Linked DNA regions of Homo sapiens: region 2 is linked to region 1. A link is an interaction called in ENCODE POLR2A ChIA-PET data of the cell type or tissue named here. Cell type or tissue: OCI-LY7. All regions are shown on one strand. Each heading gives the region's core, and the rest is flanking DNA. Links, peaks and the distances in the headings are about the cores only.

What was found. ChIA-PET counts read pairs that join two places held together with the same protein. Peaks named below come from ENCODE experiments on the same cell type or tissue, not always from the same donor. Only the 100,000 strongest peaks of a DNase experiment are listed, where the experiment ranks them.
Region 2: POLR2A ChIA-PET joins it to region 1 with 5 read pairs; 2 of 35 experiments call an interaction of 5 or more read pairs at or near these places.

Annotation. Positions count from the first base shown.
Region 1 is chr4:140,839,469-140,842,389 of GRCh38, reverse strand. No RefSeq gene overlaps it. Among named protein-coding and RNA genes, the nearest start is that of TBC1D9, 85 kb to the right of the region's middle. In OCI-LY7, for the core only: no CTCF peak of the experiment used is centred there; no DNase peak of the experiment used is centred there.
Region 2 is chr4:140,709,662-140,712,582 of GRCh38, reverse strand. All of the region lies in intron 1 of TBC1D9 (TBC1 domain family member 9), which reads left to right. It overlaps TBC1D9-AS1 (TBC1D9 antisense RNA 1), which reads right to left and starts at 415. Exons shown (of 2, transcript XR_007058283.1): 1 at 300-415. In OCI-LY7, for the core only: no CTCF peak of the experiment used is centred there; DNase peaks (open chromatin) are centred at 1,332 and 1,602; H3K4me3 peaks cover 554 bases; H3K27ac peaks cover 902 bases.

The DNA of each region.
Region 1 (2,921 bases), core at 244-2,743:
TGCCAAGAAAACAAAATTCTTATATGTTTACTTGTTGCTGGAATGGGAGCAAAAAGCTCACATAAAATTAAAACCACCAATATTTACTTAATTATAAAGAAAAACATACAACCATACCAAATACTATAGCAAATAAATATTAGAGTATTTCTGCTGGGTGCAGCGGCACATGCCTGTAATACCAGCACTTTGAGAAGCCAATGAGGAAGAATTACTTGGGGTCAGGAGTTTTAGACCAGCCTGAGCATCTGAGCAACATAGTGAGACCCCATCTCTACAAAAAAAAAAAAGTTAAAAATTAACATCACCCTGTCTCTAAAACAACAACCCCAGCAGTTCAAGAATAGAGTACCTCTCATGAGTACCTTGTCTCACAGCATACATAAAACTTATATTTTGTTCTATTTCATTTAATCCCCATAACAACCTATGAGGCAGGTCAGGGAGGCATGTTTATTGTTTAGTTTGTTTATTTATTTCTGTAGCCTGTGTTGTTCCAGAAAGGATTTAAGAGTACTTGAAGAGATTAATAAACTAGAGCAAGATATCAGAATATAAGTAGAGAGTATACAAACAACAAACTACCTGAAAAAAAAAATTAAGAAAACAATCTCAAGGCAGGAGCGGTGGCTCACGCCTGTAATCTCAGCATGGACCTCCTTGGGAGGCCAAGGAGGAAGGATTGTTTGAGCCCGGGAGTTCAAGACCAGCCTGGGCAACACAGCAGAGTTCCAGGCTGTAGTGAGCTGTGATTGTGCCACTGCCCTCCACCCTGGGTGACAGAGCAAGACCTTGTCTCAAAAACAAGCAAAGAAACAAACAAACGAAGAAAACAAACTCATTTACAATGGCATCAAAGAGAATAAAATATTTAGGAATAGATTTAACCAATGGGGTGAAAGATCTGAACACAGACAACTACAAAACATTGATGAATGAAACTGAAGAAGACATAAGTAAATGGAAAGATATCCCATGTTCATGGATTGGAAGAATCAATTGTGTTACTATTTATCATTGTGAAAACTAAAAACAATCTACAGTCCAACAATAGCAGCTTTGTTACTATTACACATGCTGGCTTGCTTTCTTCCTCTCTTGCTTTTTTTTCCCCCCTCTCATCTTTCCTACCTTCCATCTGCTCTTTTTTGTTTGTTTACTTTAAGTTCTGGGATACATGTGCAGAACATGCAGGTTTGTTACGTAGGTATACATGTGCCATGGTTGTTTGCTGCACCCATCAACCTGTCATCTAGGTTTTAAGCCTCCCACGCTTTAGGTATTTCCCTTTTTTTTTTTTTTTTTTTAAAGCGACAGGGGTCTCACTATATTGCCTCGGACTGGTCTTGAACTCCTGAGCTCAAGCAATCCACCTGCCTTGGCCTCCCAAAGTGCTGGGATTACAGGCATGGGCCATCACACCCAGCTGCTCTTTCTTTCTTTCTTTCAACTCTAAGTGTATGTGGTTATCTCCAGGAGAAGATAGTGTGTTAGAAATTTCTATATACATTATGAGTTGCTAATTTTTTTACAATGAATGGACAGATTTTTATAATCAGCAAATGTATCAAAAATACTTCCATTTATTTTATTTTAAAAAGAGCATTCCTTATTGATTTATTTATTAAACAAGTAGTCATTGACGCCATGCCTTCTGTCAGTCTCCTTCCTGGATAATGAAGGGCAAGAAGAATATATGCTCAGAATCCAGAAAAAAATAAACAATTGTAATGTTAAATAACCTGGCTCAATTTGCACACATGCTAATAAATGATGCTTTGTGAATGAAACGTAAAATGTAATCAAAACTCCATGGATTTCTGAGGCCCTTCACCAGCTCAGGTCTTTATGGACATAATCTTCTAACCTTGCATTGACTTGGGTAAATAAAGGATTAGGGGAGGAGCAAAGAGAAAAGAATGATTCAGATTATCCTTTCTGTTGTCCAAGGGCCTAGCACCCAAGTTTCTGGTCTTAGATCAAGACAAGTTCATTTTTAGAGGCTGTAACAGTTTCCCAGGCTGAGGTAGAGGTGCTTACAGGCATATGTGATTGCTTTTATTGAGTGGGAAGAAGTCTCTTCTTCCTAGAAGATTTATTATTTTCTGGGCACAGTTAAGCCTACCTCACAGGGAGTACAAACATGTCTTACAAGCTTTTCATTCCTTTCCATGAACTCCATGAACTGACACATGGATTTTCACATCAAAGCACAGAATCATAAACGACTTATTCTAAAAAGGAAACTGAAGTCTTCCAGAACTTGCTAGCAGGGAATCTTTATTATGATGGAACCAGACCAAGATTGGCCATCCTCCCAAGGCATCAGGAAATGCTGGCCACACTGAACGGTGACATGGGAAAAGTCAGCTGGGGAGAGGAGGGGCTGCTCCATGGCTCAGGCAGGCCTGGCTTAAGGATTTTGAAAGGCATAAGCTCTGGTTTTTAAATTCAGATGACCTCTCTAGGTCAACCTCTCATTCAAGGCACAGTAATGCCTTTTCAGCAATTTCCCCCAAATTTAGAAGGTGGTGCTACACACAGAGAGAGCTTTGTTTTGCCTCCTTGTTTTTGTGGCATCAGCAGGACCTGTTTTCTTCTAGATACTAAATTGTTGCCATGTTGCTAATTACTATAATTTCTTACCCCCAACCAGCTTGCAGAGTTCAGAAAAATGTGCTGCTTGTTGCAGATTCCTGGATATGGAGGCTTAACAGAGCGTCATCTCAGACAGGCCTTTCTTCCTTATGTAAATCCCGTCATGACTTATTTGAAGGTGGCCTCACTTTAAGTACTAGGGACTTGCTCAGATACTTATCAAAATGCTCTAGATTCCTGCTCAACCAGCCAGACGCTGAGGCATCCCTGTGCCAGGCCCCAGGACTGACGTGCAGAAGTCAGAGGATGACCAGAAACCATTA
Region 2 (2,921 bases), core at 275-2,774, 130 kb after region 1:
TTTTAGTAGAGATGGGCTTTCACCATGTTGGCTAGGCTGGTCTCGAACTCTTGACCTCGTGATTTGCCCGCCTGGGCCTCCCAAAGTGCTGGGATTACAGGCCTGAGCCACCGCACCTGGCATATATATATATTCTTTTTTTTTAAAGAGCATATTCAGAGAATACTTGATAAAAATGGTAAAATCAATTTGATTCATTTTGACACTGTAAACTTCCTGACTTGAGATAAACTAGTTATTAAACATCAAGTGCCTGCAACTGGAGTAAGGAATGTGATTCAGTGTGTATGAATACGTACCAGTTTGTAGCATTGATGAACTCCGTATACCAGAGGGAAAAAATGAACTTCAAAAAAAAATTTCTAAAATGTAAACGCCAGGTCCCTCTCCAAGGAAGTGTGTTTTTGAGGGAGCCTCTCATTTAGATATGGACTCTTAGCTAGCATGTTGCAACCTAGCAACAAGATTTCTAACCTGTGGTTATCTGTTGTGAAGTAGCAGCGTTAGTATAACCATGGTAACTGTCTGTTTGCTTGATGGCATGAGCTCTCTTTGAGTAAAAAAAGCCCAAAATAAAAGGTTGGAGGTAATTATATATTTTTTGTTTTCTCATCATAAATGTATTGAATGTACATTTGAGATATTTTTGAAAACACAGAAGACCATAAAATAGCAGAATTGTCATCTCACCTACTAATGTTAATATTCATATTTAGTTTTGTATTCTTTAAAATTAATACATGTATTGTAATTTGTAATATAGGTTATATTATACTTTTTTAGACAAATTGGGATCATACAGAATAGTAATTAGTTTTGTGCTGTTTTTCATATGCTAGGTGCATTTCACCATGTCATGAAATAATTACTTGAAGGTATGATTTTAAATGTCTACATATTATATCAATGTACTATAATTTATTTAGACATTGTAGGTCATTACCTAAATGTAATTTTGAATTCAGAATTATTTCTATTTCATATTATTTCGTTGCCAAGTTGTTCTTCAGCTTATCGATGCTCTCAATTATTGGCAGTTGAATTACGTAAGAGGATACATGAATTAGAAGAAGGGTTGACATCTCAGGACAGTGAGTGGCTTCTGCAAATGTGGCCTTCCTGAGAGAAGGGATCTGAGGGGTATTGCCCCCAGGTATCCAGGAGGGGATTGATATAGCTAATCTCTTAGAAACAGAGGTGGGCTTCATAGCGATGAACTCTTCCTACCACACCAAAAAGGCCCCTCCTTCCTACCTCTCAAGGTTGACCTTGGCTGACCTTGACCTTTGAGTTTTAGGTTTTCAGACCCGCCTCTACAGCCAAGATTAGAATCAATATAACTTCCTGTTGCACACAGAAGCAGCTGTAAATCTAAGACAATAGCATCCACTTTCCTATTACGGGACTTGAGGGGAAATTAAATTAAGCCCCCGCCTTTTGAGGGGCTTCTTTGAGGAATTAGATCACACAAGGCTTGGCGTAATTTTTTAATAACTTCAATCACATTGTCCTCACTGGTCCGTATCAGAGCAGATTTGAGTCCTGCACAAAGTCTGAAAGCAGCAAGCTTGTTCGTGGGGAAAGAATGAGCCAACACACTGCTGGGGTTTCAAGGCCAGCTTCCTAGGTATGCTTGTACACAGGAACCTACACTTAGAAAAGCGCTGGGCTTGGCTTAATATTCTACTGCTGCTGCCTTGAAATTCTGAAGAATTTTTTAACAAGGGGTCCTGAATATTCTTTTTGCACTGGGCCCCACAGATTATGTAGTTGGTCCTGATTAGGGTGTAGAGCAAGGTATTGCAGTAATAAAGTATTTGAATCATTCCTTCCTCAGACCACCCCCCCACCCAGGAGAAGGAAAAATCCATTCCAACTGTTCTCACTTTATGCAGGAGCAGGTGCTTGTGACTTTAAGAGATGGGCTTGCAGGGGAAATGGAACAGCTCCTGGAAGACATGGCCTTTTGAGGGTGCTTAGGAGATTTGAGCAGCACATACTAATTGGATACAGATAAAATGCTCTTCAGATTTTAGTTTTCTGCTCTGTTTGTTTAGTCATAACCCAGCCTGTGTTTTATCTTTTGAGGTGGAAAATATGAAAGTCACGGCTTCTCTCTCTCTTGTTGAGCATTTACTTTGTGAGTACTTATATGAACATGTATATCAAAGACCCTGTGATCCAGAATACTGCTTAAAATTCTACAGAGTGGGCGCTCCACCTCTCTTAGCTTTGTCATTCTTCTCCCTTTAGCTCACTCCCCTCTTTGTAAGAAATGAGGCAGGGGTCTCTCGGGGATCACCTAACACACTAGTTCATATTCCCAGCACTTTTTAACCAGTGCCCCTCGGGATAAACATACAACAAAACCCTCATGCCTCCTTCATTCACATATGTTGAGTTTTATGTTAGTTTGTTGAGTTTTATATTGGTTTGCATTGTGAAAACAGTCATTTTTTCCCAAATGAGAGTTATAGAATTGCGTGTGCTCTGTAAAGCTATATAAATGATTCTAAGAAACACAGTCCCAAGAACATGACTGCCCTAGAGCCTCTCCTCCCCTAATTTAATACTGTTTAAAGCAGGGGTTCCTGACTGTCAGGCTGCAGACAAGTACCTGTCAGTCCGTGGCCTGTTAGGAACTGGGCTGCACAGCAGGAGGTGAGTGGCAGGTGAGGGAGCATTTGAGCTCCACCTCGTTTCAAATCAACTGCAGCATTAGGTTCTTACAGGCACGAGAACCCTATTGCGAACTGCACATGCAAGGGATCTAGGTTGCAAGCTCCTTAAGACAATCTAATGCCTGATGATCTGAGGTGGAACAGTTTCATCCTCAAACCATCCCCAGACCACCCCACCCCCAACTCTGGTCCATGGAAAAATTGTCTTCCATGAAACCAGTCCCTGGTGCCAAAAGGTTG